3 separate regions of the Homo sapiens genome follow, and regions 1 and 2 are each linked to region 3. Evidence: chromatin loops called from intact Hi-C (ENCODE). Cell type or tissue: CD4-positive, alpha-beta T cell. All regions are shown on one strand. Links, peaks and the distances in the headings refer to the core of each region. The heading gives the core; the rest is flanking DNA.

Evidence for each region. Peaks named below come from ENCODE experiments on the same cell type or tissue, not always from the same donor. Only the 100,000 strongest peaks of a DNase experiment are listed, where the experiment ranks them.
Region 1: a loop joins it to region 3, with 3 times the contacts of the local background. A loop is called at or near these places in 7 of 110 quality-filtered maps.
Region 2: a loop joins it to region 3, with 4 times the contacts of the local background. A loop is called at or near these places in 29 of 110 quality-filtered maps.

The regions. Positions count from the first base shown.
Region 1 is chr1:15,961,222-15,971,788 of GRCh38, reverse strand. All of the region lies in intron 2 of ZBTB17 (zinc finger and BTB domain containing 17), which reads left to right. LOC124903855 (a long non-coding RNA gene) reads right to left here. Exons shown (of 3, transcript XR_007065486.1): 3 at 4,146-10,567. Among named protein-coding and RNA genes, the nearest start is that of ZBTB17, 9.6 kb to the left of the region's middle. RefSeq lists enhancers at 5,667-5,856, 6,139-6,308, 9,752-10,567. In CD4-positive, alpha-beta T cell, for the core only: no CTCF peak of the experiment used is centred there; DNase peaks (open chromatin) are centred at 5,478 and 7,728; H3K4me3 peaks cover 753 bases; H3K27ac peaks cover 1,213 bases.
Region 2 is chr1:15,810,920-15,820,789 of GRCh38, reverse strand. No RefSeq gene overlaps it. Among named protein-coding and RNA genes, the nearest start is that of UQCRHL, 8.2 kb to the right of the region's middle. In CD4-positive, alpha-beta T cell, for the core only: CTCF peaks have their summits at 4,871 and 5,070 (motif pointing left); a DNase peak (open chromatin) is centred at 5,089.
Region 3 is chr1:15,914,346-15,924,912 of GRCh38, reverse strand. SPEN (spen family transcriptional repressor) reads right to left here. Exons shown (of 15, transcript NM_015001.3): 6 at 8,634-8,785; 7 at 5,862-5,987; 8 at 5,396-5,509; 9 at 3,930-4,043; 10 at 2,564-2,664. Among named protein-coding and RNA genes, the nearest start is that of ZBTB17, 56 kb to the left of the region's middle. In CD4-positive, alpha-beta T cell, for the core only: no CTCF peak of the experiment used is centred there; DNase peaks (open chromatin) are centred at 5,402 and 8,738; H3K4me3 peaks cover 605 bases.

The DNA.
Region 1 (10,567 bases), core at 1,346-9,345, 47 kb before region 3:
CTGTAAAATAGGGATGACAGAATTGTTTGGAGAATTACATGAGGACAGGCAGGTAATTCACAGAATTGTCTGGAGAATTACATGAGGTCAGGCAGGTAATTCACAGGGTTTGCTGCATAGTGCAGCACTCCCCAACCTTTTCGTTTTTTTTTTTCTGTCAGCAAAATATATATTTTATATATATAGTGTATATATATAGTGTGTGTGTATATATATATAGTGTGTGTGTATATATATAGTGTGTGTGTATATATATAGTGTGTGTGTATATATATAGTGTGTGTGTATATATATATAGTGTGTGTATATATATAGTGTGTGTGTATATATAGTGTGTGTGTATATATATAGTGTGTGTGTATATATATATAGTGTGTGTGTATATATATAGTGTGTATATATATATAGTGTGTGTATATATATATATTGTGTGTGTATGTACATATATATATATACATACACACATACAGAGAGAGAGAGAGATTTCCCCCACCCACCCACCTACCTACCCAAAACATGTGTCTTAGTGTTTGATTTTTTTTTTTCATACACACAGAATAGGGAATTTCAGAATTTTTACATACATTTTAGCAAACAAGTTTTGATCTATTGGCTTCTTGGTGCAGTAATGGTGCCAAAGGCTCATACTATTACAAGGAAGTTGTGAACACTGATTTCTCAGGAGGTGAGGCCAGCCCCACATGAACTTCTCTTGCATCCCTCTGGTCCACCATGATACATAACTACTTAGACTTTTTTTTTCCCTCTATTGAATCATTAGATATTAAAAATGGAACAACAGAGTCACAAAGGGCCACATGCTTTTCAGTAGAAAGCATTCTCCTTCTCTAGGTTGCTATCACAGTGCAGACCTGACTGCCTGAATATGCTCAGGAGATTTAGTCAGTATTGTCTGTATTTGGTTATGGAAAAGGCTCTCCTGGCTGGGCGCGGTGGCTTACGCCTGTAATCCCAGCACTTTGGGAGGCTGAGGTGGGTGGATCACGAGGTCAGGAGATCGAGACCATCCTGGCTAACATGGTGAAACTCCGTCTCTACTAAAAATACAAAAATTAGCTGGGCGCAGTGGCAGGCGCCTGTAATCCCAGCTACTCAGGAGTCTGAGGCAAGAGAATCACTTGAACCTGGGAAGCGGAGGTTGCAGTGAGCCGAGATCACGCCACTGCACTCCAGCCTGGGTGACAGAACGAGACTCCATCTCAAGAGAAAAAAAAAAAATTAGCTGGGTGTGGTGGTGGGTGCCTGTAGTCCCAGCTACTCGGGAGGCTGAGGCAGGAGAACCCGGGAGGCGGAGGTTGCAGTGAGCTGAGATCACGCCACTGCATTCTAGCTTAGGTGACAGAGTGAGACTCTGTCTCAAAAATAAAACAAAAAGGCTCTTCCTTTTTTTTTTTTTTCTTCTTTAAGTCCAAAGTGCATAGTGAGAGCAAATCAAAACTTTTTTTATTTTTCCTTCTCAGCATCAGTTTCATGTGAGCATCTTCCCATGAGGGCTGCTCAGATGTCTCGCCTTTGTCCTCCTCACCCTTCAAAAATAAGTGAGAGTCAAGCAATTTAGACATTTATCAGCTTGGCAAATAAACTTGGCAGCAAATAGAAGTCCTACTATTGTAAAGAAATTGATAAGACAAAAGGTACATATGATGACCCAACTACTGTGGTGTTGGGTAATTTATAAGGTTGACCTCTGACTTCATTGATGTAAAATCCTATTGGAAATATGACGGCAGCCATACAGAAAAGCATCATCCCAGTGAATGCTATCCATCGAACATATTTTGTAGCTTCTCTTCCCCAGTGGGAAGCCACCAGCAAACCACATGTGACAATCAATGGGAGGGCAGATTCACACCTGACTCCAGAGTCCTAGCTGCCTCCGTCTGTCTAAGGGGAATTTTACAGTCAATGAAATGATTCCCATGATGATAAAAAACAGCATGGTGACCCACTCCAGGGGAAGCTGGGGAGGGATGCACATCCCCTCTCGTCCACGCATTGTTTGACACTGTCCCATGAGGCCCACAGTGAGTGCTCCCACAGACTCCCTGGTGTTGAGCCAGTCTGGGTTGGTGATGCTGGCGATGGCGAAGATATTGGCAGTCAGAAAGAGACATCCTGAGATAATGGTCAATTTATCATCTCCCTGCCCTGCTCCCCCCACCCTCCGAGGCCCAGGCAGGCAGCGGCCTCACACTTCCCACCCCATGAGCGGCCTCTGGGACCTGGAGTCCCCACACTACTGCCTCGTGCCCCCTCGGCCCCCGTGCACCTAGGACCACCAGCCGTGGCATGGCCCGCAGCCCCCAACCTTTTTGGCACCAGGGACCGGTTTTGTAGGAGACAATTTTATCACAGAAAGGGGGCTGAGGGGTGGGGGGTGGGAGGTGGTTTCAGGTTGACTTAAACACCTTACATTTATTATGTACTTTATTTCTATTACTATTACATTGTAATATATAATGAAATAATTGTACAACTCACCATCATGTAGAGTCAGTGGGAGTCCTGAGCTGCTTTTCCTGCAACTAGACGATCCCATCTGGGGTTGATGGAAGACAGTGACAGATCATCAGGCATTAGATTTTCATGAGAAGCTCACAACCTAGATCCTTCACATGTGCAGCTCACAATAGGGATTGAGCTCCTGTGAGTATCTAATGCTGCTGCTGATCTGACAGGAAGCGGAGCTTAGGTGGTAATGGCAAGTGATGGGGAGCGGCTGTAAATACAGGTTGAAGCTTCGCTCACTTGCGTGCTCACTCGCCCGCCACTCACCTGCCATGTAGCCCACTTCCTAACAGGCCACGGACCAGCAGTGGTTTGTGGCCCAGGGGTTGGGAACCCCTGGTATAGTGGACATTTATGAAATGTTACTTACCTCCTGCTGCAAGGTACAGGCTGGTTGGAAGCTGGAGGCCAGTCAGGTTTGAAGTTGAGGAAGGCCCAAACCTGTGGGGACGCCAGGTTGCCATCCTGCCCTGTGGCAGGGGCTATCCAGGTTGTGCATGGACAGTCAAGGACTACTCTGTGCCCCTTCTGTTTTCTGGGAGAGTTCCCCCAAGCTTTCTAATTAAAGTCATCAAACCTTGGCTACTCAGAGACCATATCCTGAGAGATCTGGTAAGGGGTGTTTTGAGGATTCTCTCTGCCTGTTTAATTCCTTCAAGTTCAGATGCTTCTGGGAAGCCTTTTCTGAGCCATTCCCAGTTCCCCCAACCCAAGTGAGTTTGGAGCCCCTCCCCTGCGACTTCTTAGCATCCTGTTTTTGATCTCTATTAACACATTTTCACCTCAATTATGATCCGAGGCTTCCTTGCCTGCCTTCCCATGAGACCGCCAGCATCTTGGATGCAGGACAGGGTCTTATTTATCCTGGTACTGCCACTGTGTAGCTTGTTTCCTGGCACACAGCTGGCGCTCAGCAAGTGTCGGATGAGTGGATGATCAGCCTTGATTGGCTGAGGAGGAACTGGCATTTGGGGCTGGAGAAAACTCCATGTAATTGAGGGCTGAGCATGCTTCTTGTTTATTGGGCATTTGGCTGTCATATGGGAAATAGACATGGTGAACTCTGACCTTAACTGTGAGAGTTTTGGTCAGAAGATGGTTTCTCTGTCTTTTTGTCTTGTTCCAGTATAGCAGGGTTTCTCAACCTTGACACTTCTGACATTTGGGGCCAGATAAGTCTTTGTTGTGGGGGGTGGGTTTCTGTAGCGTCTCTGGCCTCTCCCCATAGATGCCAGTGGTAACTCTTCTCCAGTGGTGACACCCCAGAATGTCTCCAGATATTGCCAAATATCTCCTGGCACAAAATCACCCCCAGTTAAGAAACCCCTGCAGTATAGGGTAGCAGTTAGGAACACAAACTCCTAAGCCAGGCGTATGTGGGCTTATGTTTGCTTCTTATAATTACTAGCTGTATGCCCTTGGGCAAAGTACTTGACCTTTCTAACCCTCAGTTTCCTCAGTTGTAAAATGTGGATAATAGTTACCTTGAATATAACTTTATTGGGTGGAATTATTAATAAGGTCATGCATGTAAAGTGCTTAGTCGAGTCCCTGGCTCCATAATTACTGTTATTTGATAGAAGACTCTTGAGGGTCAAAAAAGAAAATATGCAGAGTTTAGGAAGAAAACAACATTTACTATGGGAATGCATGCACAAGGTAGAAAAATCAGAAGGTTCTCAAGCGTGTACCTGTGGAAAGTAAGTTACCCCCCTCTCCTCCCAGGAAACTTTTTTTTTTTTTGGTAGAGACAGAATCTCGCCGTGTTGCCCAGGCTGGTCCCAAACTCCTGGGCGCAAGCAATCCATCTATCTCAGCCTTCCAAAGTGCTGGTATTATAGGCTTGAACCACCAAACCCAGCCTCATATAACACTTTTTTTTTTTAATTAGGGCCTTGCTCTGTGGCCAAGGCTAGAGAGCAGTGGAGCTGTCATAGCTCACTGCAGCCTCGACCTCCCTGGCTCAAGCGATCTTCCTGACTCAGCCCCCCAAGTAGCTGGGACTACTAGCACACACCACCACACCTAGCTAATTTTTCTGTTTTTTGTGGAGATAGGGTTTCGCCACGTTGCCCAGGCTGGTCTTGAACTCCTGGGCTCAAGTGATCCACCTACCTGCGCCATCCCAAAGGACTGGGATTACAGGTGCGAGCAGGGGTGGTGTCCTGTGGGGTGACCCATTGTTGGGTTTGACATCACAGTAGGGAGGGACCTCAACTTTAATGAAAACAAAAAACTCCAAATACATTTTATGTACAAAACATATTGTCCTGGAGATCATAATCTACTTCTTTTGCTGGCCACGGCTTTTTTTTTTGTTTTTTAATTAATTAATTAATTAATTTAATTTTTGAGACAGGGTCTCGCTCTTTCGCCCAGGTTGGAGTGCAGTGCTGGGATTATAGCTCACTGCAGCCTCGACCTCCAGGGCTCAAGCGATCCTCCCACCTCAGCCTCCCGTGGCCACAATTTTTAAATGGTTGAAATAATAGAGGTCAGAGAGTAAGTACTGTGGCTCATTGAACCTTGCTGCGTGTGTGTGGAATGCCAGCACAGAGAATCCTTATGGACATCAATAGTTTGACAGTCCCAGGGTGATTAAGGTTGACCTCAGTAATGCAGTCAGCACAGATACGTGTAGAAAACTGGGGCTTAGGCTCTTGGATTCAAACGTGCTTGTTATGAATTGAAGAGAGATGGTTCGTAGGGCTGGGCTTCAAAGGAAGGAAGCAAAGGGCATGGTTAGAACTGAGAGTTGTTCACTCATATCTAAACAGCAGTGTGGACAGAGGCTCAGAGGTGGGAATTCCCGCTGCGAGTGGAGAGCGGGCCAGAAAGCAGGCTTAGTGGGTTCATTGTAACATCAAAAATCTACTCAGCTTCTGGTCTTGAAAGGTCTGGCAGTAGAATCTGTTCTCCCCACCCCAGCCGCACCACTTCCTATACTGGAACTTATTAACCTAAGCAGTCACTTTCCTGTCCCGAGTGGCAGGCTCCACTCGAATTTCGCCAGCCTGCCCCATGGGAAGCTGTATCACCAGAGCTCAGAGAGCAAAGCACTTCTCATTTCTGTAGTCTCGGGGCCATGTGGGCCCCTCAGGGATTTTCCCCCGTTACTGTGACTCAGTCAGCAGCCCAAATTAATGCTTGGCAAATGATTTAAAGTAAGAAAGAACTTGTTTAATTTTGTAAATCGTTTTTGTTAAATGTTGACTCCATACAAAAGAATGTGTTCAGTGTAAAGAATAAGGATACAAGAAACATCTTCCATGTACCCATTACCCAGTTTCCAAAAAGAACTTACTGTTACCTTTGGAGTCCCCTGTGTCCCCTCCCTGATCTCACCCGGCCCAAGTCATCCCTGAGTTTTGCTTTTATCACTCTTGCTTTTCTTTATAGTTTTACCATGTGTTTGTATTGCTAAACAATGTACCGTTTAATTCTGCAGGTTTTTGAACTTAATATAATCATATTGTTTTCTTCAGTGCCTTGACATTAATCCACGTTGCATAGAGTGGTATTTCATTTTCACAGATGAATAATGTTCCATTGTATGAGAATTTATTTATCCTTTCTATTACTGGTGGACATTTGGGTTGTTTCCAGTATTTTGCTGAGACAAACAGTGCCACTGTTCACATTCCCGGGACATGTATGCACAGCCTCTCCAGGGACTGCAGCTGGGAGTGGAGTCACAGGGTATGTGCGTCTTCAACTTAACAAATAATGCCAAGTTGTTGCCAAAACTGTTTCCCCAGTTTACCCTTCAACAATTCCGTTTGCCTCATATCCTCTCAACAATGGTATTTTCAGACTTCAACATTTTTACTAATCTGGTGGGCGTACAATGACATCTCATGTGGTTTTGATTTGCATTTTCCTGGTTCTGAGTTGGGCATCTTTTCGTTGCTTACTGATCATTCAGATTTCATCTTCTCGGAAACAACAGATTGTCTTGCTCATTTTTCTATTGGGTGGTTTGTAGACATTTTGTTAGTTTTTTGTTTTTTATTTCTTATTTTGGATACTAATTCTTTGTCAGTTATATGTGTTATAACTACCTACTTCCAGTTTGTGGCTTGTCTTTTCACTGTAGGATATTGTTTTTTGTTTTTGATGAGCAGAAATTCTTTTTTTTTTTTTTTTGATACGGAGTCTCACTCTGTTGCCCCGGCTGGAGTGCAGTGGCGCGATCTCAGCTCACTGCAAACTCCGCCTCCCAGGTTCAAGCGATTCTCCTGCCTCAGCCTCCTGAGTAGCTGGGATTACAGATGCGTGCCACCACGCCTGGCTAATTTTTTTTTATTTTTAGTAGACGGGGTTTCAGCATCTTGGCCAGGCTGGTCTTGAACTCCTGACCTCATGATCCACCCATCTCGGCCTCCCAAAGTGCTGGGATTATAGGCGTGAGCCACCGTGCCCGGCCTGTTCTCTGTTTAAATACCACACTGACTTGTAAAATACATCATTTTAGAAAACTGGTGAACTGGTGTCTAGTAAATCCTTGGCCCATTGCTCTTCCATTTTCATTTTATTTTTTTCTGAGACAGGGTCTCGCTCTGTCACCCAGGCTGTAGTGCAGTGGTGTGATCTTGGCTCACTACAGCCTTGACCTCCCAGGCTTAAGCTATCCTTCCGCCTCAGCCTCCCAAGTAGCTGAGACTAGAGGCACACGCCACCACGCTCAGCTATTTTTGTCTTTTTTGTAGAGACAGGGTTTCACCATGTAGCCCAAGCTAGTCTTGAATTCCTGGGCTCAAGCAATCCTCCCACCTCAGCCTCCCAACGTGTTGGGATTACAGGCGTGAGCCATCTTGCCTGGCCCCATTGTCATGTTAGATTACATTTGTCAAATGCCATAAAAATTGTTGGTATGTTTTATTAGAATTTGCATTGAGTTTATAATATATAAATTTGGGTAGAGCTGACATTTTTATGATGTTGAGTCATCTGATCCATAAATGTGGTATAGCTTTCAATTTACATAACTTATCAAAGTCTAAATTTAGTCAGTGTCTTTATACCTTACTCTCAAACAGTGAGGACCTGAGAACACTTTAATTGCTATCACTTTCTCTTCCACTTTTATTCTGTGGGTGTGCATTTTAGTTCTTTTTAAACCTTTTTTTTTTTTTCTCTCTAGAGACAGGGTCTCGCTGTTGTCCAGGCTGGAGTGCCGTGGCACAATCGCAGCTTACTGCAGCCTGGACCTTCTAGGATTATGCAATCCTCCTGCCTCAGCTTCTCGAGTAGCTGGGATCACAGGCACTCGCCACCACACCCTGCTAATTTTTACTTTTTACTTTTTTTTTTTTGGTAAAGACAGGGTCTCTTTTGGTAAAGACAGGCTGGTCTTGAACTCCTGGGCTCAAGCACTCCTCCTGCTTTGGCCTCCCAAAGTGCTAGGATTAGAGGTGTGAGCCACTGTGCCAGTCCTTTTACAACTTTTATGAGCATCATTAGTTCAGCATTTGTTTAGGTTTGCTCACTTATATATATACTACTTTCATTGTTCTTCCTTCCTTCTTGCATTTAATACTTTTCTTTCTGGGATCACTTTCATCTGCCTGAAATATGTGTTTCATAAGGTGTAAATTTGGGCTGTAGTCCTTTTGGGGGACTGCTAATCATTATACATTCTCAGGGAAGATTTTTCCCTCCTCTGTTCAGCACCAAGATTTGATATAGGCAGTTTCTGTATTGTCTTCTTTCCACCAAGGTTCAGTGAGACCTCCCTCTGGGGATGGGGTGGAGGGTGGGGCTCAAGCTTGCCCAGTTCTGCAAATGTCTTTTCTTGAAACCTGGTTTCAAAGCTCCACTTGCTCTCTGGATTTCAACCCTTGTTTAGATGTGTTTTGACCTCTCAGTATTACTTACTGACCTATCAGTTCTTTGATACATTTTATTTTATTTTTAACTCCTCTTACTATCATTCCCAATCTTTAATGCATTTTAAAAGATGTCTTATCATTTTTAGTCAGCATTTGTGGCTGTTTGCGGTGGGAGAATTGGCCAGGGCACCTTTGCCAGAAATGGAGTTGTTTCATAGTTTTCATTTTGCAGTTCATCTGGCAGCAGCAAACTGTGAATATATTAATGCTTAGTAATGTTCACTTCTGGATTGTGTGAGTCTTTTAAAATTAATTAATTTATATATTCTTTAGAGATGGGTTCTCACTATCTTGCCCAGGGTAGTCTCAAACTCTGGGGCTCAAGCAATCTGCCTGCCTTGGCCTCCCACAGTGTTGGGATTACAAGTGTGAGCCACTGTGCCCAGCCTTGGATTTGCTTTATTTTTTTATTTTTTTTAGAAACAGGGTCTCGCTGTTGCTCAGGCTGGAGTGCAGTGGTTACTCATAGGTGCAATCAAAGCTCACTACAGCCTTGAACTCCCGGCCTCAAGTGATCCTCCTGCTTCAGCCTTTCGAGTAGCTGGGACTACAGTCATGTGCCACCGTAGCCAACCACTGCTGGGTTTTATACGATGTTTTATCGCACTCATTAGTATAAGGAAGAGAGATTGTTATGTGCCTGTGATGACAGAGAATTTGTCCATTTGGTACAGGCTCAGGATCTGTTGAACCCGGTATTCTGTTTGTCCACAGAAGTTTTGTCCTTTTCTATAGCGGAAAGGGCACAGTTTTTAGAGTGTGATGGATTTGGCCTTGAATGTGGGCAGGGCTGTGCAACCTAGGTCAGCAACAACTTCTTAAACTGTGATTTGCTCATCTGCTCAATGGGGGTGACTGTATTAGTCCCCCCTCCCAGGATCATTGTGAGCACTGGTGAGGCGGCATGAAACACTGTGCGTGCGGCACCACAGCAGCTCTGGCCCTGACTCCCTTCATGGCTGCTGTGGGTTATGGTCTATTTGCAAGGGAAGCAACCAGCCCGTGAGTTTCTCTTGCCAGTAACCTCCTCTGGAGTCTCAGCAGATGGAGCTGTTAGTAGCAAGGCTGAGTTTCCTCTCTGCACAGGGCACAGTTCCACCCACAGTCCCTTATCAGGAATCACAATTTTTATTTCATTTTATTTTATTTTTTATTTTATTCAAGATAAGGTCTCGCACTGTCACCCGAGCTGGAGCAGCAGTGCCACAATCTCAGCTCACTGCAGCCTCAACCTCCCAGGCTCAAGTGATCCTTCCACCTCAGCCTCCCGAGTGGCTGGGACCATAGACACCTGCCACCACACCCGGCTAAATTATTTTGGATTTTTTGTAGAGACGGGATCTCACCATGTTGCCCAGGCTGGTCTCCAACTCCTGAACTTAGGCAATCCTCCTGCCTCAGTCTCCCAAAGTGCTGAGATTACAGGCACGCGCCACCTCTCCCGGTTTACTGATAAAGCATATATATTAACATCGTAAAATATACTTCTCCACTGGGACCCCCACCCCATGTCGTCACCCCATGTCGTCACTAGCTGTGCCTCCGTCTCCATCCCATTCCCCCCACCTCCCTGGTCTTACTAGGACCAGGAGCCAGGTCACACTTGGGGGTGGTCTCCAGGTTTCTCTCAGAAGTTTGCACTTCAAAGCGGCTGGCGGGTGGGAGCAGCTTTGCTGATTGATCGCTGCCGCAGGTGGTAGGGATTTGAGGGGCTGGAGGTCAGCAGCGCTGTTTGTTGAAGGGCGAGCCCTGGGCCCCTGAGCCTCTCCTAATCCTCACTGGGCTGCTTCTAAAAACTCTGCTGTAGGACAGCACTTCCGCATCCGTTTTTAAAACTCACTGGAAACTGAGACATTGAGTCTTGACCACTGATTATCCAGGCCCAACTTACAGCTTCAGGATCCCCAAAATATTACTCTAAAATATTCTTACTCGTTTAGTTTTTTCCCAGTGAAGTTTTACAGAATCTTAGCTTAATCCTATTTGGAATAGGAAATATAAAATCTGATGTTGGCTTCTGCCATATGTATTTCATAGTTGGTGTTTATATCCTATACAGTTAATGTTCATAGTTGGAAATCTTAAAGATAATACTGTAGGGAAAGTTTTAAATGGAAAAAAGTCTGCTAACTGCTAGGTAAATGCCT
Region 2 (9,870 bases), core at 377-8,376, 100 kb after region 3:
TGTGTTGCCCAGTCTGGGAGTAGGGAATGGATGTGGGTTGGAGAGTGGAAAGAATTGACAGGATGACCTGAGCCCTGAAGTAGGAGGGAAGGGCTGCATAAGCAAAGGAACTGGCTTTCGATAGTTCAGCTAGTAGAGGACTGGAGGATGGAATGTATGGGGGCAGATGCTGGCAAGCAAATGTGGTTGAGCAAGTCCATGCCAGAAATGCCACAAATTTACCAAGAGACAGAGTCAAGATAATTATCTATGCTGGCTGGGCACCATGGTTCACGCCTGTAATCCCAACACTTTGGGAGGCCAAAGCAGGTGGATCACCTGAGGTCAGGAGTTCAAGACCAGCCTGGCCAACATGGTGAAACCCCATCTCTACCAAAAAAAAAAAAAAAATACAAAAATTAGCTGGGCGTGGTGGCGCATGCCTGTAGTCTCAGCTACTCAGGAGGCTGAGGAAGGAGAATTGCTTGAACCTGGGAGGTGGAGGTCGCAGTAAGCCGAGATCACGCCATTGCAGTCCAGCCTTGGCGACAGAGCGAGACTCCGTCTCAAAAAAAAAAAAAAAATCTATGCTTCATTTTTCCAAATTAAGATAGAAAAAATGATAGAATACACCAGTCAAAATGATTGGATTCACCTTCTGTGTTCTTGGGCAAGTTACATAAACATTTTTGTAGGGTCTTGGTGTGTTTTCTTTTTGTCTGAATGGTCATCTTCTAGACTAGTGCCTGGCAAACAGTAGTTGCTCGACAAATATTCATTGAGTTAATTTTAGAAATTTATTAAATCTATTAAGTATATATAACACATCTACCCCACAGGATTGTTTTGAACATTCAATCAAATCAGATAATAGATGTAAACGTGCTTTATAATCTGAGAAATACTATTTAAACTGTTTATGTTAATATGAGGATAAAGTCCACTGAGTTTTTTTACTTCTTTTTTTTTTTTTTGTGACAGAGTCTCGCACTGTCGCCAGCGCTGGAGTGCAGTGGCGTGATCTCAGCTCACTGCAACCTCCACCTCCCGGATTCAAACGATTCTTCTGCCTCAGCCTCCCAAGTAGCTGGGATTACAGATGCCCCCCACCACGCCCAGCTAATTTTTTGTATTTTTAGTAGAGATGGGGTTTCACTATCTTGGCCAGGCTGGTCTCAAACTCCTGACCTCGTGATCTGCTCGCCTCGGCCTCCCAAAGTGCTGGGATTACAGGCATGAGCCACCACGCCCGGCTTTTTTTACTTCTTTTCTTTTTTTTGTTTTTGAGACAGAGTCTCGCTCTGTCGCCCAGGCTGGAGTGCAGTGGCACAATCTTGGCTCACTGCAAGCTCCGCCTCCCGGGTTCACACCATTCTCCTGCCTCAGCCTCCCGAGTAGCTGGGACTACAGGCGCCCACCACCATGCCCAGCTAATGTTTTGTATTTTTAGTAGAGATGGGGTTTCACCGTGTTAGCCATGATGGTCTCAATCTCCTGACCTTGTGATCCACATGCCTCGGCCTCCCAAAGTGCTGGGATTACAGGCGTGAGCCACCATGCCCGGCTTTTTTATTTCTTAAATGGATTTTTTTAAAAGCATAGAGGAATACACCAAGACTCTAATGATTCTGTCAACTGCTTTGAAATTCATGGATGGAGTATAATAATATTTTACAAAATAGTTTTGCCCTATAAAACCATATAGTATTACAGAACTGTCTGTGTTGTTTTTTTGTTTGTTTGTTTTTTGAGATAAAGTCTCACTCTGTCACCCAAGCTGGAGCACAGTGACACAATCTCGGCTCACTGCAACCTCCACCTCCTGGGTTCAAGTGATTCTCCTGCCTCACCCTCCTGAGTAGCTGGGATTACAGGTGTGCGCCACCACGCCCGGCTCATTTTTTTTGTATTTTTAGTAGAGACAGGGTTTAACCATTTTGGCCAGGCTGGTCTTAAACTCCTGACCTCAAATGATCCTCCCCTCTCGGCCTCCCAAAGTGCTGGGATTACAGGCGTGAGCCACTGCACCTGGCCCTATAGAACTGTTAAAAGCATAAAAAGGCCAGGATCAGTGGCTCATGCCTGTCACCCCAGCACTTTGGGAGGCCAAAGTGGGGGGATCGCTTGAGGCCAGGAGTTCAAAAAAGACAGCATACAAAGCTGTGAAGTCAATTAGCTTTATGTCATAAATTAAATCCCGAATTACATTTATAATGCTGGGCACGTGAGTGTTATATTACATCTTTTTATTTTTATCTTTTTTTTTTTAGACAGGATCTCACTCTCTCACCCAGGCTGGAGTACAGTGGCATGATCATAGCTCATTGCAACCTCTTCACCTCCTGAGCTCAAGCCATCTTCCCCCCTCAGCCTCCCACGTAGCTGGGACTAGAGGCACACACCACGCTGCCCTGCTAGTTTTTGTATTTTTTGTAGAGATGGGGTTTTGCCCTGTTGCCCAGGCTGGTCTTAAACTACTGGGCTCAAGCAATCCACCTGCCCTGGCATCCCAAAGTGCTGAGGTCAGAGCCACTGCACCCACCTAGCCGTCTTTTTTCTTTTCTTTCTTCTTGGTAGCTTATAATTTCCAAAGCAAATGCAGCATTAGAGTTGTAACTTTTCTGTGTAACATAATTAAGTTGTTTTTTTTTGAGATGGAGTCTCGCTCTGTTGCCCAGGCTGGAGTGCAGTGGCATGATCTCAGCTCACTACAACCTCCACCTCCCGGGTTCAAGCTATTCTCCCACCTCAGCCCCTTGAGTAGCTGGGACTACAGGCACACGCCACCACGCCTGGCTAATTTTTTTTGTATTTTTAGTAGAGACGGGTTTCACTATGTTGGCCAAGCTGGCTTGAACCCCTGACCTCTGGTGATCTACTCACCTCAGCCTGCCAAAGTCCTGGGGCTACAGGTGTGAGCCACTGTGCCTGGCCAGAATTAACTTTTAAATGTATGGATATTTCTGCTACGGATTTCTTAATTCCTTCCTAACTAATCATACCCCAAGTAAACTGAACTATTCATTTTCATGATAAGTCTGTATGGTCTTCCTGAATATTATAGGAGTGATCTGAACCAAAGTTCTAGCTGATAAAAATTTTGTAAAAATCTAATTCAGTGCATTTCCATTGTCTCATGCATTCCAGGGACTAAAGTAAGTAATATTCTTGATTGCTGAAGTTTGAAGGCAGTTTCCTGTCTGCTGAGGTTTTATTTCTAGAAGCCCTTATCATTGGTCCTGATAGAATATCTGCAAGGAGAAATGAATCAACTCACGCCATCATTTTCACATTTATCATTACCACTGGAGATTAAGATATTACATAATTAGCCAAGGTCATATAAAAGGATTCATTGGAACAATTTAGGATTAAATTTAGGAATTATACATTAGGAACTCATTGGGATTCCCATATGTTTAAGTGTTGCAATATGGGGATGTTTAATTACGCTACTAGCCTAGTTCCTGCTATTAACCCAGCACCAGGCCTTTCAAGATTATTTAGAAAAAATGCTCAGGCCAGGCGTGGTGGCTCACGCTTATAATCCCAGCACTTTGGGAGGCAGAGGCAGGCGGATCACCTGAGGTCATAAGTTCAAGACCAGCCTGGCCAACATGGTGAACCCCCGTCTCTACTAAATATATTTTTTAAAAGATTAGCTGGGTGTGGTGGCGGTCGCCTGTAATCCCAGCTACTTGGGAGCCTGAGGCAGGAGAATCGCTTGAACCCGGGAGGCAGAGGTTGCAGTGAGCCGGGATCACATCATTGCACTCCAGCCTGGGCAACAAGAGCGAAACTTCATCTCAAAAAAAAGAAAAAAAAAAAGCTCAGTTCTCAGAAAATCTTAGAAGCCAAGTTCAGACTAAGGAAAGATATTTGCTGAGTAATGTGACTTGGTCCCCTTCCTTGTAAAGCCAGAAGTACCATATGTGTTTTTCTAAATAGCCCCACCAGATTTGTCTAGACATGACTGTGCCTCACGAAATTAACCATTCTGCCTCCGGGGATTTATGCATTCTCAGTGATGTTTCTCTCCATCATCTGATGTGATAGTCTGTACAAGTTTCCTATGGCCCAGTTCTGGGTCATGTTGAAGGATCGTGCCACATAATCTTAACTACTTTTTCCCCCACTGCCTTGTTCAACAACAATGGTAACACCCACAAAATATATTTGCCCTCACAGCAACACCAGTCCATCTTGCACCTGCACAGGACACTTTTTAATCTGAAGGATCTCAAAGCCCTTTGCATACATTAATTGTACTTCATAAATACCTCATTGCTTGCAAGCCCTACTAGCCCCATTTTATTACTGGACATCCCAGAATAAAGAGATGGAACCTCTAGTCTACTCAGAAAAGGACAAACCTGGGTCACGAGTCTACTTAAAACTGTCCCTTGGGCTCTCTGAGATCTAATTTTCTCCCTCTTCATGTTCCCCCAGTGCTCAGGAAACACTTAAAAGTATCTCTGGGGGCCGGGCATGGTGGCTTACAGCTGTAATCCCAGCACTTTTGGGAGGCCGAGGCAGGCAGATCACGAGGTCAGGAGATTGAGATCATCCTGGCCAACATGGTGAAACTCGTCCCTACTAAAATACAAAAAATTAGCCAGGCGTGGTGGCGTGTGCCTGTAGTTCCAGCTACTTGGGAGGCTGAGGCAGGAGAATTGCTTGAACCTGGGAGGCGGAGGTTGGTTGAAGTGAGCAGAGATCGAGCCACTGCACTCCAGCCTGGCAACAGAGCGAGACTCTGTCTCAAAAAAAAAAAAAAAAAAAAGTTTCTCTGGGTGGTTCTCTCAAATGCCTGTCTTGCCTTTGCCACTGATGTGGCCTCAGTGCTTTCCAGTCTAGCTAAATGTGGGGATTGTTTGTGCTTGAATTCACCTTTGTTGACAATTTGTCAAAAAAAAAAAAAAAAGGAAAACCTCTTACATTTACACTGGTGTGAATGCATATATATCATCATCAGAAGCAGTTGAGACACTTTCTAATGCATTTTTCTTTTTTTCGTTAGGACAGGACGATATATTCACTCTATTTTTGGGTCTCAGATAAGAGATTGTATTTTGGAGTCATCTTAACGAGTGCTGCCCTCTCGAGGTCACAGCTGCATCTGTGTGCAGCTGCTAGAACCTAGGTTAGACAAGAGTGAGAATGAGCAGAGATGAGGCATATAAAAGGACCAAGTAGCCATTGTCATGAGAAGCTGAGAAACCTTTGTTTAGCTGCTTTTATATGGTAATGAAGTGAAAAGAGCACCAATAGGGAGCCAGAGTTATTTCTGCCATTGACTCTGTGTATGATCTTAGGCCACTCATTTTCTCTGTGCCTCAAATTTCCCATCAATAGAAGGGGAGCTACTGGTCCAGCCCAGGGGCCAGCAAGCTTTTTTATTTTATTTTTTATTATTTATTTATTTTGAGATGGAGTCTCGCATGTTGCCCAGACTGGAGTGCAATGCAGACATAAAATATATATATATAAACAAATGAGAAAAAGTTTTATTCCCACTTTGGGAGGCCGAGGCCAGTGGCTCACCTGAGGTCAGGAGTTCAAGACCAGCCTAACTAACATGGTGAAACCCTGTCTCTACTAAAAATACAAAAATTAGCCGGGCATGGGGGCACACACCTCTAATCCCAGCTGCTCGGAAGGCTGAGGCAGCAGAATCGCTTGAACCTGGGAGGTGGAGGTTGCGGTGAGCCGAGATCGTGCCACTGCACTCCAGCCTGGGCAACAGAGTGAGACTCTGTCTTAAAAAAAAAAAAAAAAAAAAAAAAAAAAAAAGGTCAGGCGCGGTGGCTCATGCCTGTGATCTCAGCACTTTGGGAGGCTGAGGTGGGCGGATCGCGAGGTCAGGAGTTTGAGACCAGTCTGGCCAACATAGTGAAACCCCATCTGTACTAAAAAAACAAAAAATTAGCTGGATGTGGTGATGTGCACCTGTAATCTCAGCTACTCAGGAGGCTGAGGCAGGAGAATCACATGAACCTGGGAGGTGGAGGTTGCAGTAAGCTGAGATCGCACCATTGCACTCCAGCCCAGGTGACAGTGTGAGACTCTATCTCAAAAAAAAAAAAGACCGGACGCAGTGGCTCACGCCTGTAACCCCAACACTTTGGGAGGCCGAGGTGGGTGGATCACAAGGTCAGGAGTTCAAGATCAGCCTGGCCAAGATAGTGAAACCCCATCTCTACTAAAAATACAAAAATTAGCCGGGCCTGGTGGCAGGCGCCTGTAATCCCAGCTACTCAGGAGGCTGAGGCAGGAGAATCACTTGACCCGGGAGGCGGAGGTAGCAGTGAGCCAAGATTGCACCACTGCACTCCAGTCTGGGAAACAGAGCAAGACTCTGTCTCCCAAAAATAAAAAATAAAAAATTATTCCAATAAAACTTTTTTTGTGTGGACACAGATTTTTGAATTTCATACAATTTTACTTGTCATAATCAAATTATTCACAATAATCACAACATTATTTTGATTTTTTTTTTTGAGACCACATCACTCTGTTGCCCAGGCTAGAGTGTAGTGGCATGATCTCGGCTCACTGCAACCTCTGCCTCCTGGGTTCAAGCAATTCTCCTGCCTCAGCCTCCTGAATAACTGGGATTACAGGCGCACGCCACTATACCTGGGTAATTTTTTTTTTTTTTTTTTGAGACAGAGTCTCGCTCTGTCACCCAGGCTGGAGTGCAGTGGTGCGATCTGGGCTCACTGCAAGCTCCGCCTCCTGGGTTCACGCCATTCTCCTGCCTCAGCCTCCCAAGTAGCTGGGACTACAGACGCCCACCAACACGCCCGGCTGATTTTTTGTATTTTTAGTAGAGACGGGGTTTCACTGTGTTAGCCAGGATGGTCTTGATCTCCTGACCTCGTGATCCACCCGCCTCAGCCTCCCAAAGTGCTGGGATTACAGGCATGTGCCACCGCGCCTGGCCACACCTGGGTAATTTTTGTATTTTTGGTAGAGACGAGGTTTCACCATGTTGGTCAGGCTGGTCTTGAACTCCTGACCTCAGGTGATCCGCCCACTTTGAACTTCCAAAGTGTTGGGATTACAGACATGAGCCACTGCGCCGGTCATTTTTTTTTTTTAGCCTTTTAAAAGATATAAAAGCCATTCTTAGTTCCCAGGCCATCAGTAAAATAGGCAGTATGCTAGATTTGGCCCAAGCCCAAAGCTTCTGACTTCTGGACTGAATAGTTTCAGGCAGTACTTCCGATATAACTTTTTTTTTTTTGAGACAGCGTCTCGCTCTGTTGCCCAGGCTGGCGTGCAGTGGCACAATCTCAGCTCACTGCAACCTCTGCCTCCCATTTCAAGCGATTCTCCTGCTTCGGCCTCCCGAGTAGCTGGGACTACAGGTGCGGTCACCACGCCCGCCTAATTTTTTGTATTTTTAGTAGAGACGGGATTTCACCATGTTAACCAGGATGGTCTTGATCTCCTGACTTCGTGATCCACCCGCCTCACTCTCCCAAAGTGCTGGGATTACTGGTGTGAGCCACTGCGCCCGGCCTACTTAGAATATAATCTTATGCAATTTTATTTTAATTTATTTATTTCTGGAGACAAGATTTTGCTCTGTCACCCAGGCTGGAGTGCAGTGACACCACCATAGCTCATTGCAGCCTTGAACTCCTGGCCTCAACCTATCCTCCTACCTCATCCTCCCGAGGAGGTGCGCCCACTCCATGCCTGGCTAATTTTTTTTTTTTTTTTTTTTTGTGGAGATGGAGTCTCAGGCCAGGTGCGGTGGATCATGCCTGTAAAAAATACAAAAATTAGCTGGCAGGAGTATCACTTGAACCCAAGAGCAAGAGGTTGCAGTGAGCCAAGAATGTGCCACTGGTTGCAGTGAGCCAAAAATGTGCCACTGCACTCCAGCCTGAGCGACAGAGCAAGACCCTATCTCAAAAAAAAAAAAAAAAAAAAAAATTAGCTAGCTGTGGTGGTATAGTCCCGGCTACTTGAATGGCTGAGTTGGGAGCATCACTTGAGCCCAGGAGGCAAAGTTTGCAGTGAGCTGAGATTGTGCCACTGCACTCCAGCCTGGGTGACAGAGCAAGATGCTGCCTCAAAAAAAAAAAAAAGAAAAGAAAATAGGACAAGTTGGGCATAGATTTTGAGTGGAATAGAGTTAAGGCACAAACAGACTTTTTTCTACCTTTTTTTTTTTTTTTTTTTAGTAAGAGATAGGTTCTCGATCTGTTGCCCAGTGTAGCGTGTCACCCAGGCTGGAGTGCAGTGGCACCATCATAGCTCATTGCAGCCTCGAACTGCACTCCAGCTTGGGCAACAGAGTGAGACTCTGTCTGTAAATAAATAAATAAAGGGAAGAGCAGTCGATTGGGGATGAGGAAACTGGGTCTTAGCCTAGCTGGTTGCTTACTATATGGCTTGAGTAAGTCATTTCACTTCTGTTTCCACAGGTGCAATATGAAGATGAAAACTATCCTGCACACCTCACAAAACTAAGGTGTATGTGTGTGAGTGGGAGCATAATGTGAGACGCCTTTGTCTTCTAAGCCACCTCTAGGCTCACACTGACTAGCAAGCTTTGCTTGTCCCTTTCAGTTGCAATGTTGCTGTCACTGTCACCCTATAATCTCTTTAATTGGCAGTTGCAGACCAAGGGCCCACCCTTCCTTTAATGACAGCTGGCTGAAGCCTTCCAACTTTAGTTGTCCCAAGTCACACTGGCTGACTTATAAAGCCATATCTGTGGCCGGGCGTGGTGGCTCATGCCTGTAATCCCAGCACTTTGGGAGGCTGAGCCAGGCAGATCACCTGAGGTCAGGAGTTCGAGACTAGCCTGACCAACATGGTGAAACCCCATCTCTACTAAAAAAAATACAAAAATTAGTCGGGCATGGTGGTGCGTGCCTGTAATCCCAGCTACTCGGGAGGCTGAGGCAGGAGAATCGCTTGAACCCGGGAAGTGGAGGTTGCAGTGAGCCGAGATTGCGCCACTGCACTCCAGCCTGGGCAACAGAGCGAGACTCTGTCTCAAAAAAAAAAAAAGCCGTATCTGTTCTCTAGTCAGCTCCAAGGAAGTGCCTAGATGGGAGAAACCCACACATCTCATCTAGTAGAAAAATAGTCACTGTTCCTCGCAATGGTTATTCAAATACACAATGCTTACGCTCGCCTCAGGACTTTATCTATGCTGTTTCCTCTGCCCATAAGGTCCATGCTCAAATTCTGCACACGGAAGGCTCCTTCATATCACTTGCAACTAGTTTCACGTGTCCCTCCCCTCCATTCTTTCCCTTGCCTTATTTTTCTTACTTCTATCTGCATTCTCTTGTTTACCTGTTTTTGTCTGCATCTCCCACTGGGATAAAAGCTCCAGAATATCTGGCAGTAGGCACTCAGTACAATGAATCTCCCCAGCCTCCCCACTCTCAGCTTAGTCACCTCCCAATAGCATCCCTTTTCCAGCCAGACCACACTGGCTTGCCCTGATGAGTGTTCATGCCTTAGGTACAGCCAGAGTTTCATCTGGATACCCTATGACTATTTCTATCACTATATGACATTTTTTTTTTTTTTTTTGAGATGGAGTCTCGCTCTGTCACCCAGGCTGGAGTGCAGTGGCACGATCTCGGCTCACTGCAAGCTCCGCCTCCCAGGTTCACGCCATTCTTCTGCCTCAGCCTCCAGAGTACCTGGCACTACAGGCACCCGCTACCACACTCGGCTAATTTTTTGTATTTTTAGTGGAGATGGGGTTTCACCGTGTTAGCCAGGATGGTCTCGATCTCCTGACCTCGTGATCTGCCTGCCTCAGCCTCCCAAAGTGCTGGGATTACAGGCATGAGCCACCGGGCCCGGCCTGTTCAGGTTTTATCTTCCCCACTAGATGATACACTTTGAGAG
Region 3 (10,567 bases), core at 1,629-9,628:
CATGGGGCAAACCTGGGTCACAGTGAAGTCCCACACCCTCCTGCGTCCTCATGAGGAGATAACTGCCATTTGAGAGGGATAAATAACCATGAGAAAAAACACAGAACAAACCCAAAGCCAGTTAGTTCATCACTAAAACAAACAATGACTTTTGGCCAAGCGTGGTGGCTCACATCTGTAATCCCAGCACTTTGGGAGGCCGAGGCAGGCGGATCACCTGAGGTCAGGAATTTGAGACCAGCCTGACCAACATGGAGAAACCCTGTCTCCACTAAAAATGCAAAATTAGCCAGGCCTGGTGGTGCGTGCCTGTAATTCCAGCTACTCTGGAGCCCGAGGCAGGAGAATCGCTTGAACCCAGGAGGCAGAGGTTGCGGTAAGCCAAGATTGCACCATTGCACTCCAGCCTGGGCAACGAAAGGGAAACTCTGTCTCAAAAAACAAAAAAAAAATAGATTTTAAGTAGTAATATACAAAAAGTAACACCCACATTACATTATTCAACCCTCACACAAAACTGCTGTTTTAAAATATTTAATGTACACAGAGGATTTTAATGGATTTTGTATGTTTTAGGTGCAAGTAGGCCTCCGGGACACTTTCCACTCACATATAGATAAGAATTCCTTGTAAGCATTTACTGTATTAACAATGACTTCAAACTGCTACTTGGGAAGCCAGGATAGAGAATTTTTTTCTCTCTTGACATGAGACACACACATTCTCCTGCATGTGGCCACATAATTTTACGCTCACTTTCACTCTCTTACACTCACACAACTGAGAAAACAGTCTATCGAGCCTGACTTTCTAGCTAAAGGAGTATTGATCTTTGAAGCTTTGTGATTTGGATTCTGATCTGGTGAGAAACCATCAAAACCTGACAAGTTTGAGCTTTTGAGAATTTGGCCGTAGGGAGCATTTTTCATTTAAAAACACCAGGTAGGCCGGGTGCGGTGGCTCACGCCTGTAATCCCAGCACTTTGAGAGGCCAAGGCGGGCGGATCACGAGGTCAGGAGTTCAAGACCAGCCTGACCAATATGGTGAAACCCCGTCTCTACTAAAAATACAAAAATTAGCCGGGCATGGTGGCATGCGCCTGTAGTCCCAGCTACTCGGGAGGCTGAGGCAGGAGAATCGCTTGAACCAGCAAGGCAGAGGTTGCAGTAAGCCAATATCGCATCACTGCACTCTAGCCTAGACCACAGAGCAAGACTTCATCTCAAAAAAAAAAAAAAGCACAAAGTATTCAACGACTGTTGTACAATATTCCACTAAGAAATTAATATATATTAATACTTGCTATCATTTAAACAAAAATGAATTGGCAAGAAGAGGCAGTAGAAAGGGAATGCATTCAACAGGGCTTGTGGCAGCACAACCCTGACTTGGCTCATCTTGCCATGGAGCCCTTTTCATACTTTGAACTCAAGTGTCTAAAGGCGTTTTTCACACAAACCTTTTGTCTAACACATATAGGGGTGGAGACCTAGTGGGAACATTCCAGGAAACTTAATCAGAGGTATGTCTGGAAAAACAGCTTGATAATATGGACCAAATTTCCATTTTCAAAAGTAATCAGCTATTGAAGAATCTGGTGGCATTATCTTAAGATGTTTTACTATATTTCGGTCTGTTCAGCAGAAAAAATATTAAATACTACATAACCATGACTGAAAGTATTAACAAGAGGAAATCAGGTTTGCCCTGCACATTGCCAAAGTTGCCAGTTTACATATGCTTTGGCTTATTGATTCACTTTGACTATTTAAGAGATTCAACTTTAAAATAAAGCTCTTGATATTCTTTTGGAAGTTTTTATTTATTTATTTATTTTTTAAGTTAAATGTATGAGCACATACAACCTGGTTGTTGTCATTACTAAATATGTAGCCATTTAAAAGTTTATAATGCACTCTAACATATATTAATACATTTACTTTAAGAAGTAACTGTAAGCAAGATGATTTGTATTTATGATTAATGGTACATAAAGCAGACCAGGTGTGGTGGCTCACACCTGTAATCCCAGCGCTTTGGGAGGCCAAAGCGGGCAGAATGCTTGAGCCCAGGAGTTCAAGACCAGCCTAGACAACATGGAGAAAACCCATCTTTACAAAAATTACTCCAGCGTGGTGGCAAGTGTCTGTAGTCCCAGCTAATCAAGAAGATGATGTGTGAGGATCACTTGAGCCTATAAGGCAGAGACTGCAGTGAGCCATGATCATGCCACTGCACTCCAGTCTGGGTGACAGAGTGAGACCCTGTCTCAAAAAAAAAAGTACATAAAGTTATCACCTGGCAAAACAGTAACTCTTTCAAGTTCTAGGAGCATTCAGTGAGAAATCCAGACAGGTTGCTCCAAACCCATAGGAATTACCTGGAAACTAGATTCAAAAAAATAAACCTGTGTTTCCATATGAAGTGATAAAAGAGAAGCATTCTCTATTCTAGAAGATGAAAGTAGGGGTAAAGAGTGAAAAATAAAATTTAATGCCATCTTAAGTTTCTGTATTAAAACTATTAAAACTCAAGCTACACTGGTAAGTTTAAAATACATACCTTCTTTCGGCTAACATTTCATAAAAGTCTCTGATGTCTTGACCAGATTTCTCCATGCAGTGATAAAAAGCCAGCTGACTTTCCCGATTTGCAAAATCCACCTTTAAAAAAAAAAAGAGGTGTTTGATGCAAGTTTCAAATTTTAATGATGGAAAAATGTTATCAGATTTGTAAATTCTTCACAACATAGCCCTTCTGAGAAAATTTCAGGAAACAGCAATGTATCTCAAGTAAAACAGTCCTCATCACTGAAACTATATTAACCTGAAATCTCTCAAATTCTGTATAAACCGTGATAAAAGAATGAAATTTATAAAGTTTCAAACCCAATTGTGAAGGAGTGAAAAAAGCAAAATGGAAAACTGAAATGGCAATTAAGTAATCAGATCAACTAAATCCAGCAATCTCTGTTGCCAAAACTACAGTTAGAATATAAAACAAAATATGGATGAACATTTTAAACTTTATTCACAGCTGGGCCTCAAAGTTACTAAAGCATATGATGCTCATCAGCTATCAAATAGCTTATCATCTTATTTTTAAAATACTTTTTTCAACCTAACAATCATAGTTATTTCATAGTTAAGTGCATAAATTCCTTCAAACTACCATGAATACAAGTTTTTAAAAACATACACTGGACATAAAGTTATGCTTTAAGTGGCTACCCACTCTTCAGGAGAGTAGGAAAGGAAAGAAAGACATATCATTCAGGATGCTGGACTGATACTATGAGGCCCTGGGTGTCAGATACCCATAACTGTGGTCAAGCCTGCGATGAGAGTGTCTGTGTGAGCATCAGCACCCGAACACTGAGAAGCACACTTCTTTGAATGAGAAGATTTTTAGGGAAGGATCTGTGGCTAATGGTTTAAAGATGCTGTGCCCACAAGTAGCTGAGCATAAAATTGTAATATTCCCCTTAAACACTAATGATACAGCATACGTGTCTTGTAAACCACTCCCCTGGCTGGCAGCCTACAAAATGCTAGTTATTAACGGGGTGATTTCTTTTTTTTGGAGATGGAGTCTTACTCTGTCACCCAGGCTGGAGTGCAACGGCATGATCTCAGCACACTGCAACCTCCGCCTCCTGGGTTCAAGCAATTCTCCTGCCTCAGCCTCCCAAGTAGCTGGGATTAACAGGCACGCGCCACCAAGCCCGGCTAATTTTTCTTGTATTTTTAGTAGAGACGTGGTTTCACCATGTTCATCAGGCTGGTCTCGAACTCCTGACCTCAGGTGATCCACCTGCCTTGGCCTCCCAAAGTGCTGGGATTACAGGCGTGAGCCACCACGCCCAGCCCAAGAGGGTGAGATTTGAATAGGACTTTGTTTTGCTTCTGTTTAAAGTCATTCTGCACACCTTAATTTTATTCCCACCGATTTTCCTCCCTTTGGTCTCTTTTACAGCTGCTTGTGCATATTCAATTTCATTGTAGAGAACCAGGGCCATGCCTTTTAAGCGGTCAAACACCACCTGTAAAACAAACAAACAAAAAACAAGTAAGAGCCTCATCCACTGGACTTAGTGTCAGTCCCAACAAAATCCTAAGCCACAAGGACACGGATGAGAAAAAATATATTTTTATATATTTTATTCTATTAAAAAAAAAAGTGTGATGCACACTGTAGTGAACACAATAAAATGAAAATGTGCAGGGACTGTTTAGAATCATAGACATTATGGCTTGAGATATTATGCCTTTATTTTGTTCTTCTGTATTTTACTTTGTTTTCCATGTTTACTGACCACTATATTGTATTTCAGTAAAGTATTCGTCTTGTTTTGGCTCAAAACAAAAAAGCAAAACCAACAACAGCAAAAAACACCCTTGAAAGGAAGGAAAAATTAAGAACAACAAAGAATTTCTGTGAACTTTGGCTACAAGTAGCATAACTGTCTTAAGGCTGTGGATTTTTTTATACAGGCAATCTTTAAGATGTGTATTTCTCTAAACAACAAAAGCTACATTTAAAGTATTGTCTGCCAGGCGCAGTGCCTGTAATCTCAGCACTTTAGGAGGCCGAGGCAGGTGGATCACTTGAGGTCAGGAGTTTGAGACCAGCCTGGCCAACATGGCAAAACCCCATCTGTACTAAAAATACAAAACTAGCCAGGCGTGGTGGCACACACCTGTAATCCCAGCTATTCAAGAGGCTGAGGCTAGAGAATCGCTTGAACCTGGGAGGCGGAGGTTGCAGTGAGCTGAGATCCCGCCGCTGCACTCCAGCCTGGGTGACAGAGTGAGACTCTGTCTCAATTAAAAATAAATAAATAAATTTAAAAAAAAAAAAGCATTGTCAAGGGTATACAATATACCTACCACAGAGTAAACATAGTTTTAAGGAACCAAAGCTTTACCTTCACACACTGAATTGGGTCTGGAGACCCTTTTCCTGTTGCTTATGGATGTATTACATAAAAATCATTGGTTAGATGAATATTCTGTTGTGTGAACTTCCCCTCATTTAAAAAAGTCTAATTACATATTTAGTGTAAATGTGAATAACTATATAGTCAGACTATCTAATTTTAATGTAAGATAAAATTATAAAAATCCCTAAGCAACATTTCTATTTCATTCTATTTATACTATGAGAATAGTTTCAAAATTAATCACCTTGGCTAGTTCAAAATAGTTTCTTCAAAATACTCATAACTTAAGGCAACAGATGCAAATGCCCTTATTGACCAAATCTTAGCAAACATAATTTTAATGTGCTCGTTATTAAAGAAATAGGCAATGCTAGCCAACTGAGACTGAAAGGAGAGAATACCAAGACGAGTGAGTCAGAAGTCTGAACCACATACCAAAACCTCCCGCCTACCTTTACCACAGGCCCATATCGGCAGAAATGTCGTGTTAAATACTGATCTGACACATTCGAAGAAAGCCCATCTAGCCACACGCAGTTTGTAGGCATGCTCTTTCCAAAACCCAGCTGAATATAAAAGGCAAAATTTCTATTAGTAAAGTTCACAATTACTATTCAACTACAACAGAATTCTCAGAAAACTGGTTTTCTATAGTAATCTTATCAAATCAACATCTCAAGTGGGAAACATCTGGTTAAAATTAAATAGGAATATACAAAAAAAATCCTGCCTGGCTAATCGAATATTAATCAGATTACAGTATATAATAGGATAGGAATGCAAAGAAGTATATCACTTTTATGGTTATCTGTCTTAGTAGGATCTTAAATAATAAGGCATATGCAAAAAAAAAACCCTTCAAGTCTTAAAAAACAAAGCAAATCATAACAGCACAATAATTTATGCAAATTCATTTACCTTGAGGCGATTATTTCCAAGATATTCCCCATCCATCTTCTTAATAGCTTTACAAACGCTAGCAATATCACAGTATTGCAGAAACGCATACTGAGGAACTCCATTTACTTTCTTAATGTCAATATCCTGAAAAAACCAATGAATACAACTTAGCAATATGCCCAAGAAAATAAATTAGAATGAACCAAGTCCATATAGGGTATTTATTTCTCAAAAAAGTCATGTTCTCAATCATCATTTACTTAGTTAAAAAAACTGTACACCTTAATACAATGGTAAGTTACTAGTTTGCTATAAAACATATAGCATTTATTGTCACAAACCATGAAATCCTTCTCATGTGAAGCTCTCTGCAGAGGAGCAACAGCATTGCAATTCAAAATTCAAAATTTAAAATCCATACTAACAGCATTAAGAGAAACTTAACGATAATAAAGAAAAGGCAGGCTATTTAATGAAATCCTAAGAAATAATTCCCTTCTGCAATATCTAAAATCGTTATTAGGGGCCAGGCCATTTAAAATATGATATCTGGCTGCGCACCGTGGCTCACGCCTGTAATCCTAGCACTTTGGGAGGTGGAGGCGGGCGGATCACTTGAGGTCAGGAGTTCGACACCAGCCTGGCCAACACGGTGAAAACCTGTCTCTACTAAAAATACAAAAATTAGCCAGGCATGGCGGCACATGCCTGTAATCCTAGTTATTCTGAAGGCTGAGGCAAGAGAATCGCTTGAACCCGGGAGGCAGAGGTTGCGGTAAGCCAAGATCGCGCCATTGCGCAGGTGACAAAAGTGAAACTCCGTCTTAAAAATAAATAAATAAAATAAAATATGATATCTGAGAAGATTAATAAATCTTTGTTCTTTAACCTTTAAAATTAAAAGATCAATAAATAAATAAATAAATAACAGATAACTGTCTAAAGACAAAAGAAGCTGGAGCCCAGATAGGTTACTGAATTCCATACCACCCATCTAGGTAGGCAGTAGAACTGCAATTAGAGTATATGCTACTCCCACAAAACCAAAATAATTTGACAAATCAAAATAATTGAAAATGAGGTCATCCATTTCTCCATCAGCAAGGAAGGACATTGGGGTGGGGCTGTCATACCTATCAAGGACAATAACTAACTACCAGGGCTTCCAGTGCTTTGATGAAACCTCAGATGTGTGACTTTCTGGCCAAGAATCTGTAATATCATATTGCTGGAGCATTAATTGGGGGTTGTGGTTCTCTATAAGTTTGCTGTGGCTGAACCAAGAAAGAAGGCATGTGCAGATTTCTACAGAAGTTACGATTCTATGAAAGATTTTGAGGAGATGAGAAAGGCTGATATCTTACAAAATGTTATCTCCCAGCCTGGGCATGGTGGCTCACACATGTAATCCCACCACTTTAGGAGGCCACGGCAGGTAGATCACCTGAGGTCAGGAGTTTAAGACCAGCCTGGCCAACACGGTGAAACCCCGCCTCTACTAAAAAATACAAAATTAGCTGGGCATGGTGGCGGGCGCCTGTAATCCCAGCTACTCAGGAGACTGAGGCAGGAGAATCGCTTGAACCCAGGAGGCGGAGGCTGCAGTGAGCCAAGATCGCACCACTGCACTCCAGCCTGGGTGACAAGAGTGAAACTCTGTCTAAAAAAATAATAATAGTATATCCCAAGATTACAAAGCTGTGACCAAAATATTTTCATTTTTAAACTGACTCTAATTTTAAGTCATAAAGGAACAGAAAACTTCTTGTACCCCTTAATCTAACAATGACTTGCATAATATAAAAAGTGATTCAAATTAAGACTTCCTAATAGAATTAAACTGCTAGCAGACGACATCCATATTCTAGTAATCCCCAAGGTATTTCTGATGTGCACTGTGATCACAAAACAATCATACACTAATTTGCTGCTTCTATTTTTGGAGACAGGGTCTCACTCTGTCACCCACGCTGGAGTACAGTGGCGTGATCTCGGCTCACCGCAGCCTCTGCTTCCTGGGCTCAAGTGGTTCTCCAGCCTCAGCCGCCTGAGTAGCTGGGACTACTGGAGCAAGCCACCAACGCCCAGCTAATTTTTGTATTTTTATAGAGACAGGGTTTCACCATGTTGCCCAGGCTGGGCTTAAACTTCTGAGCTCAAAGTGATCTGCCCACCTCACCCTCCCAAAGTGCTGAGATTATAGGTGTGAGCCACCATGCTCAGCCTGCTGCTTCATTTTTACAAACATTTTTCTCTTCCAGATTTTCCTTTCAATCCACAGGACTAGAGATGGCATTAAAACAGAACCCAATGAACAAAGAAAGATAAAAATGGGTAAGAGCCAGCCTGGGCAACATGGCAAAACACCACCTCTACAAAAAACACAAGAGTTAGCTGGGCGTGGTGGGACATGTCTGCAGTCCCAGCTACTCAGGAGACTGAGAGATGGGAGGATCACTTGAGCCCAGGAGGTTGAGGCTGCAGTGAGTCGTGATCATGACACTGCACTCCAGGCTCGGAGACAGAGTGATACTCTGTCTCAAAAAAAAAAAAAAAAAAGAGGTAAGAAAATATATATGTGTAAACAAAGGACATATATTACATTTTTACACACGTATATAGAACCATACCCAATGGGATTCTCTGGATTATCTTTTAGCAAGAGCTAAAAGCACACAACAATGTTCATTCATTACACCATTAAATATCACCTTTCCAAATATAATCTGTACTATGCTTTATGTGTTATGACAAAGACCTAAAATTGTTTACATAGTAAAAGCAACATACCACAATTTCTCCAAAGCGCTGGAAGATGTTGCGAAGGTCATGGTAAGTAGTGGTTTTTTCAAGGTTGCCAATAAAGAGAGTTCTTGTTGCTTTGGGGTGAAATTCATCTATCCTTTCATCCAAGGGGCGAAATTCATTTTCACTTTCTGTTTCTGTAAGTGGAATGGGGGCCGAGTAAAAAGAGAAGACAGTATTTTAATGCATATTTATATATCATGGAAAAATCTACATTTAAAAAACAAAATGTCTGAAATAATGGGCTTGAATACTCACATAAACTGAAATATCATAAACACCTTCAGAAATAGCCACCCCTTATTAACTCTAAAGCAAAAAAGGAATACAAAGGCTAAATAAACGTTTCAAAAAAAAATTAAGGCTAAAGTAACACTTTGTTTAACCTTTAAAATTAAAAATAAACTGATTTAAATCTGCTAAATTAGCTGGGAAGGGTGGCTCATGCCTGTAATTCCAGCACTTTAAGATGTCAAGGTGGGAGGATCGCTGGAGCCCCAGAGTTTGAGACTAGCCTGGGCAACATGTTGAAACCCCATCTCTACCAAAAAAAATACAAAAAATTAGCCAAGTATGGTGGCGCACGCCTGTATTCTCAGCTATTTGGGAAGCGGAGGTGGGAGAATAGCATGAGAATGGGAAGTTGAGGCTGCAGTGAACTGTGATCACGCCACTGCACTCCAGGCTGGGTGATGGCAGTGAGAGAACCTGTCTCAAAAATAAAATAGAAAAAATAAAATAGATAGATATCTTTGCTAAGGTGATCTGTTGTTTTTGGGACAGAGTCTCGCTCTGCCACCCAGACTGGAGTGTACTGGCAGGATCATGGCTCACTGGAGCCTCAACCTCCCAGGCTCAAGCAATCCTCCAACCTCAGCCTCCTAAGTAGCTGGGACCACCAGTGCATGCCACCATGCCTAGCTAGTTTTTCCACCCCCCCAGCCTGTTGCCCAGGCTGGTCTCTGGGCTCAAGCAATCCTCCTGCCTCAGCCTCCCAAAGTGCTGGGATGACAGGCGTGAGCCACTGCACTTGGCCTGATTTGTTTTAAAAATAATCACTGACACAGAAATAGATTTTAAACCCCAGCAAAAATGGTAATTAATTATTTGAGCCTAATCCTAGTTTCCAAAATTACGTAGCAGGCTCTCAATTTGGCGTATAAAACTATACTCTGAAATAGACATAAAAACTCAGCTGAAAATAGTCCACCTTCATTGTTTAATTTCATTTACTTTTCAACATTTTATAAGATATTTAGCATTTCGCCCCTCTCATACTAACACAATAAATCAACTGTCTAAATACGGAAATTTTAGATATAAGAGTAACTATGAAAACAGATTAAAGCAATATGTTTTAAATTATCTTTTGATATTGCATGGTCCCCAGTGACAAACAGAAATGATTGTTACGGCTTCTTCTTCTTCTTTTTTTTCTTTGAGATGGAGTTTCACTCTTGTCACCCAGGCTGGAGTGCAGCGGAGCAATCTCGGCTCACTGCAACCTCTGCCTCCTGGGTTCAAGCAATTCTCCTGCCTCAGCCTCCCAAGTGGCTGGGATTACAGGTGCCCGCCATCATGCCTGGCCAAATTTTTGTATTTTTAGTAGAGACGGGGTTTCGCCATGTTGGGCAGGCTACTCTCGAACTCCTGACCTCAGGTGATCCGCCCGCCTCAACCTCCCAAAGTGCTGAGATTACAGGTGTGAGCCACGACGTCCAGCCTCTATTTTTTATGGTCAAAAGCAATGGCTTAATTTCTAATTTATCATAGCCTTTCTCTGAAGCTCCATTTATAAACTTGGTCTAGGGCAGGAACGCTCAAGGTTTTGTTGATAACAATTATAGGAAACTACTGTGTGTTCTTTTTTCTTAATGTAAAACAAAGCCATCCAAAAAATTAATATTTAATCAACTTTA